Linked DNA regions of Homo sapiens: region 1 is linked to region 2. A link is a contact called in ENCODE Hi-C or POLR2A ChIA-PET data. All regions are on one chromosome and are shown on one strand. Each heading gives the region's core, a stretch centred on a gene start or an enhancer-like site at or near the end of the contact. The rest is flanking DNA. Distances are from core to core; before and after follow the strand shown. Region 1 holds the start of CLCF1 (cardiotrophin like cytokine factor 1). Region 2 overlaps KDM2A (lysine demethylase 2A).

Region 1 (5,396 bases), core at 1,200-3,699, 200 kb before region 2:
CCCCAGGTGGATGTGTGCTGGGGATGGCGTTGTCCACTCCCACCTTCTGCTTCAGTGTCTTCCTCTCCCCGCATCCGCTGCTTCCCCCTCTTCCTCCCAGCTCCCTCCTCCCCTCTTTCTCACTCCCACCCATTTGCCTCTTTGTGTCTCCTCTTTCCTTCCCAGTCTTGCCCCTTCTCTGGTCTCACCCCTCTTCTCTCGCCCCCGCCCCTTTCTTCAGCGCCCCCTCCCCTCCGCTCCCCCGACACTGGGGCTGCTTTCTCCCTGACTCAGCAAGGTGCTTTATAAGGTGCTGAGGGGCTCAGCCAAATCCAAACCACATTGTGCAGACTCCACAAGGAGCGGCTTCGAGGCGGAGGGAGAGGCTGAAGCGGCTCCCCTTCTCCCTCTCCCCTCCTTCTTGGCCCCCTCCCTCTGAAAGGGTAGCAGCTAGGGGGACCTCCTGGCTGGCCTCCGTGCCATGCACCCATGGGCATCTGCCTTCTTGACCTTGGCATGGGCATCAAGAAATCACTGGGTTCATCCATCAGGAATGTCACTGAAACTCCAGAGTCCTGGCTGGTGGGGGCAGGGAGGAGGTGCGGGGGCGGTGGGGGGGGCAGAGGTAGGCCCTGAGCACTTTTCACAAGGGTCCCTCCAGGCAGTTTTCATCAGAGCTGCTACTGAGGTCCCTCAAAGTCCCCTGCCCCCCACCCCAAGCCAGCTCTCCTTTCCCAGCCCTTTTTCTCCTTGTTTAGGAAAAAAAAAAGGAAGAAAGGACAGAGAGAGAGAGAAAAAAAAAAACCAACCCAACAACAAAGTCTGTCCCACTCCAGTGAGGTAATTGAAAACAAACTTCTTCCCCACCCCCCCCACCCCCCCACCTCAGTGCTCGCGGTACAGAGAAGGGAAGAGCTGCCCTGGGACCCAGCACTGGCCATGATCAGGATGCCTGCCCAGGCCACAGGTTGGAGGCGCTGGGGCTGGACTGGCAGAGTGCCCTCCCATTCCAGGGGCACCAGGAAGGAGTGGGAGACAAATCTCTGATGCCACTCCAGGGAGAGGCATCACCTTCCAGGTCTGGCCCACCACTGGCCTCTCCCACTTTGAAACAATAAATAAACAACAACAAAAGCAACTTATTACCCAGTGATTTAATTGGTGGTGTGGCTATAGGGCACCCAAGCCTTGGGGACCACATGACTCTCCCCCAGGAAAATCATGAAGCAGGGCAGTCCCCAGCCCTGGGTTAGAGCTGCCTCCTCTGAGCGTGTTCTCCCCGGCAGCCCTTGGAGAGGGAGGAGGGGACCCCCTCTGGGAGGGTCCAGGCATACCCCCAGGTATCCTGCCCAGCAAATCCCAACCCAGGCCTGCGGGAAGGAGGGGGAGCCCTCACCGCTAAGCCACCCCCACCTCACCACCGGAAAAACCAACAACCCGAAACCCCAAAGGAAGGAGAATGCCAGGGTCTTCATGGGGAAACATTTCACAAATGGGGACGCTCGGGCGGTCCATCGCCTTGAATCGGAGCATTCCCGCTGAGTCACCCAAGAAGCCTGTGGTGTTGAAACTGGTCCGTTGCCTCGTGCTGATTAATGAATTACAAATCCCCCACCCATGTACATTCTCCCTGGTCACTGGAGGAAGAATGAAGAACCTTGTGAACTTGAGGGAAAAAGTCCCGCCAAGTGGCCTCTTCTCGCCTCTGGGCCGGGCAGTGGGCCTGCAGTGCCCTCTTCCTCCCCCGCAGGGGGCATTGTGAGCTGGTTAGTCACCTGCCCCAGCCCCAGCGCCTCGCTTAGCTCTAGCTTTTGGAAATGGGACAAGCGGCGGGACAATAGGCAGGGGGGGCGGTCAGCCCAGACAAAGGGCAGCAGGAAAAACACCATCACTTGCTCCCAGGCCAGCTCGCTGGCATTTGGGAGAATGTGTCATTGCATTTACTCAAGGGGGAGGAGGAGGGAAGGTTAGAGATGAGGAGGCAGAGGTAGGGTGGGAGCAGGGACCTCGCACAGGCAGAGGTAGGTTGGATCAGGGACCCCGCATCGGCAGGGGACAGGGGGCAGGGGGCGGTGTCCCAGGCCAACGCCTGGGGAGAAGCCCACCCGAAGCCGGCGCTGTCCCCCGGCTCCTGGGAGTCCTCAGACGGACTGATGGCCTCCCCGCCCCCTCCCCCAGGAGGCCCAGGGTGGTACCGCCACAGCCTCGCCTCACCTCACCCCCCCTCGGTGCTGTGGGAGGGAGAGGGAGCCCCAGAAGCCCTCCCTTCCCTCCTCCCCCCTCCTACCCCCACCCCGGGGAGGGCCGCTACAATTTGTGGTTACAGCTTTACACGTCAGAAAAAAAAAAAAAAAGTTTGCAGAATGTCCCACACCGAAAAAAAAAAAAAATCCGAAACCGAGCGAAAAAAACCTGCGAGTGGGCCTGGCGGATGGGATTATTAAAGCTTCGCCGGAGCCGCGGCTCGCCCTCCCACTCCGCCAGCCTCCGGGAGAGGAGCCGCACCCGGCCGGCCCGGCCCCAGCCCCATGGACCTCCGAGCAGGTAGGAGCCAGGCGGCCGAGGCCCCGACCCCCGCCCCGCCAAGCAGCCACGAGATCCGGTTCCCGTCCTGCCCTGACCCCCGGGAGCCCCGCGCCGGGGCCGGGCCAGGGAGCTGGGCTCGGGCCGGGGGAGGCACGGCTGGGCGCCCTCGAGAGGGGCCGGGCGGGGACGCGGCATTCCTGGAGTCCGCACGGCGGGGCCAGGAGGTGGCCGGGAGCGGCGGGGAGCCCGGACGATCGCAGACCTGGGGAGGCGGCAACCTGGAGCCCCAGCGAGGCGGGCCGTAGGAGCCGCAGCCCCAGAGCCCCGCGCACCAGTCGGGGCCAGAGAGTCCGAGGCGGGGAGCGAGGCTGCGGGTGGGAGGAGGGGCTGGGAGAGGAAGAGGGAGGGAGGCCGGGGGAGCCCGAGGCCGGGCGGCGGGAGGCGAGGGGAGGCCGACACCTCGGGCCGCGCCGCTCTCCCTCCCCGGCCCGCCGGGAGGGGTAGGAGGGCGGGCGGGAGGAAGGGCGGGCGGCGGAGAGGAGGGCGGAGGGCAGCGCCGAGCCTGGCTGGGCCGGGCCGGACGGGCCGAGCCGCGCCGCGGGACTCGCGGCTTCCTAGCTACGCGCCGCGCGGCCGGAACCCTCCATGGTGCCCACGGCCGGGGAGCCGGCGGCAGGTAGGGGCGGCGGGCGGCGGCCGCGAGTCCCCCGGGCCACCGTGGCCTGGGAGTGATTATTGTTTGGCGGGGGGCTGGCGCAGCCGGGCCGGACCCGGCAGGAAAAAGTCTGTCACTGGCCAGGGAGCGGCGGGAGCAGCCGCTCAGCCCGGGCAGGAGGGGAGTTGACGCGCGGGAAAGGGCAGCGCCGGGCAGAGCCCGGAGCCCGGTGCCCCGGACCCCGCCCCCGCCCCCGCCCCCGCCCCCGCCGCGGGGAAGGAGCGACCGGGCGGGAGCGGGAGGGGGCGGGGCCGGGGGCGCCGAGGCCACACAGGGGGAAGGCGCAGCGCCGGGAGGGGTCCCAGAGCGAGAGGTCACCGCCAGCAGGGAGGGCCAGCTGGCAACCGCCGCCGTGCAGCTTCCCGGCCGAGCCCCTCGAAGGAAACCTTCGAAAGAGTCCCCGGGGCTCGCCAGAGGTCCCCTCATGCTTGCTCTCCCCACCCGCCTTCCTTTCCACAACTCCGTGCTGGGCTTCTGGAGCCCTCCCCACAGACCCTCCCAATCCCAGAGGACCCCTGTTCCCCCAGCTCCCAGCCTGGCCCTCCCCCCGGGGTGTGAGGGGCTACCAGGAGAGGAGGGGAGACGGGCGGGTGGAGGCTAAGCCTTGGAGAGAGGCTAGGGGTGGGGGGCACTGGGCACGCTGCTCTACTGGGTCCTCCTTCTCTGACCCTAACCCAGGGACACCTCTGTGCTTTCACTGACCCCGACTGACCTCCGCCACAGCTCGGGAGCACACGTTGCCCCTCACACCGGACAGGATGCGAGTACATATTCCCCTAACAGACCAGACGCGCTCCTGGCCAGCTCAGACACCCTCGCTGCCCTGGAGCCACACGCTCCACCGGGGAGGAAGCAGAGATGGCAATTGTCACCCGGCAGCCCCAGAAGTGACACTGCTGATGGGTGCAATGGCTCCCTGTCCCCTTCATTCACAGACCCACACTCTTGTCCGTCACACTTCTGCACACCACCCCTGCACGCCACCCCTGCACACCAGCCACTGGCTCACTGACACTTCACATTCCTCCCCACGTCCCACCTCTTGTGCACACCTGGCTCCTGCACTCTCCTCCCCCCCCACGCCCCTCTTGATAACAACACCCTTTCCAATTCACCCACCACTGCCCTGGACTCCTCCTTCACTGCTCCTCCTGCCTCTGGCTCTCAGTGGGCTGCTGGGCTCCCCCCTGGCTCCCCGCTGGCCTCCCTGAGCACACCCATGGCCCTCTTGTGGCACAATCAGGAACCCTCTCACTCCAGCCAAAGCCCAACTCCTGTCTCGCTTGCTTGGTTACTGACTTCATAAGGCAGTGGGGCTGGCCCACCCTCAGCTTCTTCCCCTGGGCCTCAGTGACCTCTGTCATTTAGGCTGGAGGAGAAGGGCACAAAGGGGGATGCTGGAGAGGAGAGGAGAGATGAAGCCCCGTGTGTTTCCTCTAGGAGGAATTGAGCTTGCATAATGTGACCTCCTTGTGCAAGCCCACAGTCACCAGACGAATTGGTGGCAAAGCTAGGTCTCCCAATTCCCAGGCCCATGTGTCCCCACTCACCAAGCTACTTCTCAGTGGCCTGGGGTAAAAGGAACCAAGGAAAAGGCAGAAGGGAGATAAGTAAGAGAGGGGAAAGCAGCAGCCCAGAGGGTGGAAGGAAGATGGGTTTCTGTGGGCCTTTGCCTGGGAAGGTAGGTCAGGACACGCCCCTGGGGCAGTTTCCTACCGTCACAATGCCTGGACCTCACCCACTCCATCCCTAGCCCACTCCTCACCCACTCTGCCCGCCTAACCCACTCCATCCCTCAATTCCCCTCAACAGACCCCTCCAACCGCAGCCAGCGCTGGTCCTGGTCTGGCCTTTCCTCCTGGCTCCCATATTCAGCCCAGCCTGAGGCCACCATGCCCCACCTCTGGAGCTCTGCAGTGCCTCCCTGGCTGCAACATTTAGGGCTTACAGTTCTTAGCGTAGCTCTTATAGTCCCAGGTGCAGAGACTCCCATTGACTTGTCCTACCACCCTAAGCACCCTGGCACATCTGCATGGCTGAACTCTCACCCTCACTGGGAAAGGTCAGCCTGGGGGTGTCCAGGCCAGGGACTGAGGGGCAGCTGGCTAAAGTGGCTAAAGACATGTGCTCACGGGTGCGCCTGCCTGTGCAGCTGTCTGGGTGGCCAGTCACTTCC
Region 2 (5,347 bases), core at 2,573-5,072:
AAAAGAGAAAAACATACTTAATGGTGAAAGACTGAAAGCTCTCCCCCTAAGATTAGGAACAAGACAAAGATATGTTTATTCCCCACTTCTATTCAAAACTGTATTGAAGTTTCTAGCTAGGGCAGTTAGGCAAGAAATTTCTAGCTATGGCAATTAGGCAAGAAAAAGAAAAGTTTGGAAAGGAACAAGTAAAACTACATCTATTCACAAATTACATGATCTTGTACACAGAAAACTATAAGGAATCCACACACACACACACACACACACACACACACACAACTATAAGAGCTAATAAAATCAGTTCTATTTCTATATACTAGCAACAAAAAATCCCAAGATGAAGTTGAAAAAAAATCCATTTATAATAGCATAAAAAAAACTAAGGAATAAATTTAACAAGATAAGTACAAGACTTATATACCAGAAAGCTACAAAGCATTGTTGAAGGAAATTAAATGGTAGCTAAATAGAAAAATGTCCTGTGTTCATGAACTGAAAGGCCTTATTAAGATGGCAATACTCTCCCAAATTTATCTTCCAATTCAAAGCAATTCTTATCAAAATCACAGCTTTTTTTCTTTTTGGCAGAAATTAGCAAGATGATCCTAAAATTCATATGGAAATACCAGCAAACCAGAATAGTCAAAACAATCCTTAAAGAGAACAAAAGAAAGCTAGGAGGATCACTTGAATCCAGGAGTTCAAGACCAGCCACTGCCTCTACAAAAAAAAAATATATTAGCCAGGAGTGCTGGTGTGTGCTTGTAGTCCCAACTCCACAGGAGGCTGAGGTAGAAGGATGGCTTGAGTCCCGGAGGTTGAGGCTGCAGTAAGCCATGTTCACGCCACTGAACTCAGCCTGAATAACAGAGTGAGATCCTGCCTCCAAAGAAAAAAGAAGAGTGAAGAACTCACTATAAAACTATAGTAATTTCAAAACTTACTATAAACATATAGTAATCAAGACTGGGTGGTACTGGTGTTTAAGGAGAAACATATAGATTGATGGAACAGAAAGGAGAATGCAGGCATAAACTCTTACACTTACAGTGAATTGATTTTCAGTAAGCATGCCAAGACCAGGAGCAGTGGCACATGCCTGTAATCCCAGCACTCTGGGAGGCCAAGGCACGAGGATCACTTGAGGCCAGGAGTTTGAGACCTAGTTTGTATCAAATAGTTTTTCTTGCCTAAGATAATCACACTGTGAGAATTAAGACGAATGATGGATTTATTTTACACATGAAGAAACAGAAAGGTAAAGCTGACCCAAGCTAACCTTTTTGGGTAATAGCAGAAAAACAACAAAAAAGCAAATGTGTCTAAAGGGAAAATATATCTGGTGTCACTTTTTCTATTACTTTGCTGTGCAACTATAGGCAGTTTAATAAATCATTTAACCTCTCAGATCTCAACTTTCCCTTGGAAGTAAACAACTTAAGGCCCCATTATGTTCTAAAATAAAGTCTTCTACACTCTGAATCCAACTCACATCATTTCAATTTCATTCCTATTTACATTATATATTGACAATTTGCTACATACCAGTCCCTCTGGTCTGTTTATGTTGCATTCAAAGACTATCTAATTTCAGACTCGGCCTCGTCTGTCCTGACTAGGAACACTGAGGGAGACCTGATGGTGGGGTTGGCAAGTAGCTCTCTTAGGGCTTTCCACATCTTCCTCTCAACTTCTATGTATCACAAATCTCAATCAAACAGATGTTAAAGGCTATTTTTTCAGGACAGCTTAAGCAATTCCCATTCCAAAAGGCACAAAGGAGTCTAAATGTTTAAGTACCTACCATGTGCCAGGTACTGTAACAAGCACTATGCATGTATTAATATATTTAAATCCAACATCCCTATGAGATATTAATACCCTCTTTACCAAAGCAAGGAAAATGAAAGAAGTAACTTGCCCAGGTTACAAAGCTAGTAATTGATGTGGCTAGGATCTAGAACCCAGGTACTTTGGTTCTAGAGCTGACAGTCCTAACCACTACTCTATGCTACAAAAATCCACTTGAGACTTCGACCAGACCAGTCTCTTAAGGTAACCGGAAGAAATTGTCAAGGACGACCTCAGATACAGCTTAAATGGGTCTGGCAGAGAGAGAGAAGGTGTAGTGGTGGGACCAGTCAGCAACAAAGAATGTCTTTTAGTCAGAAAACCATGCTTGGGCCAGGTGCGGTGGCTCACACCTGTAATCCCAGCACTTTCAGAGGCTGAGGCGGGCGGATCACTGGGTGAGGAGATCGAGACCATCCTGGCTAACATGGTGAAACCCCGTTTCTACTAAAAATACAAAAATATTAGCCCGGTGTGGTAGCAGGTGCCTGCAGTCCCAGCTACTCGGGAGGCTCAGGCAGGAGAATGGTGCGAACCCAGGAGGCGGAGCTTGCAGTGAGCTGAGATCGCGCCACTGCACTCCAGCCTGGGCGACAGAGCGAGACTCCATCTCAAAAAAAAAAAAAAAAAAAAAAGAAAGAAAGAAAAAAAAAAAACCCCATGCTTGGTAGGATAAAGGATTAGCAAAGGATCTTCCCTGGGGTAAGAGATTTCTGATATTTGTTAAGGGACACTACATTTCTAGCTATATTATTGTTTATCTAATATTCCACCATTCCTGGTTTCTAATTCTAGCTTTTCGTTGACAAACTACTGGTTGTTCAACTATTCTGGCTGAAATGAAAACACTGCTATTTCTAATCAGCATTTTCTATCACAAGGTGTTTGAACTCGGTACATTTATTGTGTGTATGCCATGAAAATGTGTTCTCACTTCCTATATTTGTAGTTATAATTTATTATAGACCTCTAAAAAGATGAAACTGTGGGCCAGGCATGGTGACTCACGCCAGTAATCACAGCGCTCTGGGAGGCCGAGGTGGGCAAATCACGAGGTCAGGAGTTCGAGACCAGCCTGGCCAGCATGGTGAAACCCCATCTCTACTAAAAATACAAAAATTAGCCTGCCATGGTGGCACGTGCCTGTAATCCCAGCTACTCAGGAGGCTGAGGCAGGAGACTCACTTAAATCCAGGAGGCAGAGGTTGCAGTGAGCCGAGATCTCGCCACTGTACTCTAGCCTGAGTGACAGAGTGAGACTCCGTCTCAAAAAAAAAAAAAAAAGAGAGAGAGAGAGAGAGAGAGAGAGAAGGAGAGAGAGAGAGAGAAGAAAAAAGAAAAAAGAAAGAAAAAAGAAACCAAGTGATGGGCTGAGCGCAGTGGCTCATGCCTATAATCTCAGCACTTTGGGAGGCTGAGGCAGGAGGATCACCTAAGGTCAGGAGTTCAAGAGCAGCCTGGCCAACATGGTGAAAACCCTTCTCTACCAAAAAACAATTAGCCAGGTATGGTGGCTCAGGCCCGTAATCCCAGCTACTCAGGAGGCTGAGGCACGAGAATCACTTGAACCTGGGAGGCAGAGGTTGCAGTGAGCCGAGATGGTGCCACTGCATTTCAGCCTGGGCAACAGGAGCGAAACTTCATCTCAAAAAAAAAAAAAAAAGAAAAAGAAAGAAAGAAAGAAACCAATCTTGTCACTATTAGATTTTCATGTCTCACACTGTGATACGATTTAAAAAAAAAAAATTTAGGGCATTGTTTTGTAAAGTTATATAAAGCTACATGGATTAGGCCGGGTGCAGTGGCTCACGCCTGTAATCCCAGCATTTTGGGAGGCCAAGGCAGGTGGATTACGAGGTCAGGAGTTCAAGGCCAGCCTGGCCAAGATGTTGAAACCCCATCTCTACTAAAAATACAAAAATTGGCCAGGCGCGGTGGCAGGCGCCTGTGATCCCAGCTACTCAGGAGGCTGAGGCAAGAGAATCGCTTGAACCCCGGCAGCAGAGGTTGCAGTGAGCTGAGATCACACCACTACACTCCAGCCTGTGCGACAGAGTGAGACTCCATCTCAAAAAAAAAAAAAAAAAAAAAACTACATGGATTAAATCTGAATCTTTGCAACATATACCAAATCCCCACTTCATAGCCTTAATATGTACTTGAATAAATAAATACATTTTAAAGGAAAAAGCAACCTCAGGCTTTCACTCTGCTCTCCCACAACATATGAATGCATACATATCCAAAAAATCAACTGAACTTTAAAACGCTGTTGCTTTCATTTTCTTCTTTGCAACCTTTTGAAAACCCAGCACTGCTGCCAGGTCACACACTGGGCCATATGTGGATAGACGGACATTGCTGTCTATCCCCCCGACCGTGTGTGTGTGTGTGTGTGTGTGTGTGTGTGTGTGTGTGTGTGTGTGTGTGTGTGTGTGTGTGTGTGTGTGTGTGTGTGTGTATAATTCATACAAGACTGTGTGTGTGTGTGTGTGTGTATTATAATTCATACAAGACCATGCTGAATATAGAAAAAATAGCCAGACACTCTGTATACAAAAATTAAAATGTAGTCCTAGCACTCAAGAAGATTGCTGGCCACTAGGGGGCAACAAATATGTAAATAAATTATAGAATTACAATTTAATGTGCTATGTATTAAGACAGGTAGATACAAATGTTATTGAAGCCCAGTAGGAAGAACAACTAACACAGAGGGTTTGGGGGAAGCTCCACCTAAGAAGCCACATAAGAAAAATGCTGATTCATTCAGCATAACTTCACTGGACATCTACCAAGTTCCAAAGACCATAGATACAGACTGTGTTGCTCCTCTATAGCAGTGATCTCTTCAAATTTTAGGGGGTTTCTCTTCACTTACTAGATTTATCAGTATCTCCTTATTAATAAGATATATATAAAACTTTCTTCTAAAATAAAAGGTTATACAAAGTTTGATAATTTCATATCTCATGATGGATTTTAATTAAAATGCCCTAAGGAAGTATAAAAAGAGTCGGAATCACTGCCTTACAATGACTAAGCCTTAGGCCCAAGTTTTTATCTTTTGATCTATATAAAACTTTTTGTCCCTAAATGATAAATGGCCTGAGCACAGAGAATAAGGAAAAACACATGTTTACTTTTAACATAACTGCCATATATATTACAAAGAAGATGCAGTGATAAATTAACATGGCTGAAAAGCTTGCATTTCTTTTACTGAAAGGTCAGCCTTCAAATACATTCTGGAAAAGATCAAATTCTACAGAGATCAACAGTACATAGAACAGTTTCCATACATGAAAAATGTTAGATCACAATAATTCCAACAACCAGATAATGTAACCCATAAATAGAAGGTGTCTACAGAATTTAGCAGGAAGCTTATGCGTACCTAAGTCTCTTGATTAAAAAAAAATATTTAGTCAGTAGGACCTTTAAGGAAAAAAAAAAAGATAGCTGTGAAGGCAGAATGTTCAAGAGAAGATGA

Evidence for each region. Hi-C counts contacts between places; a loop is a spot of excess contacts on that map. ChIA-PET counts read pairs that join two places held with the same protein, here RNA polymerase II (POLR2A). Pooled maps may share reads with other maps.
Region 1: a pooled map shows a loop between it and region 2 (2.4-fold over the local background). The contact joins the promoter of CLCF1 here to the enhancer-like site in region 2. A Hi-C loop is called at or near these places in 6 of 50 pooled maps. POLR2A ChIA-PET finds 5 or more read pairs at or near these places in 4 of 52 experiments (A549, H1, PC-9 and 1 more).

What each region holds. Positions count from the first base shown.
Region 1 is chr11:67,370,651-67,376,046 of GRCh38, reverse strand. CLCF1 (cardiotrophin like cytokine factor 1) reads left to right here and starts at 2,449. Exons shown (of 3, transcript NM_013246.3): 1 at 2,449-2,523. The coding sequence starts at 2,508. All of the region lies in intron 2 of LOC100130987 (a long non-coding RNA gene), which reads right to left. RefSeq lists silencers at 2,111-2,160, 2,721-3,060.
Region 2 is chr11:67,167,551-67,172,897 of GRCh38, reverse strand. All of the region lies in intron 2 of KDM2A (lysine demethylase 2A), which reads right to left. Among named protein-coding and RNA genes, the nearest start is that of KDM2A, 51 kb to the right of the region's middle. Within about 2 kb of position 3,822, at least 6 of the 41 ENCODE cell types and tissues checked have a DNase peak (open chromatin) inside an H3K27ac peak, as active enhancers do; they include PC-9, where a contact is called at or near this core.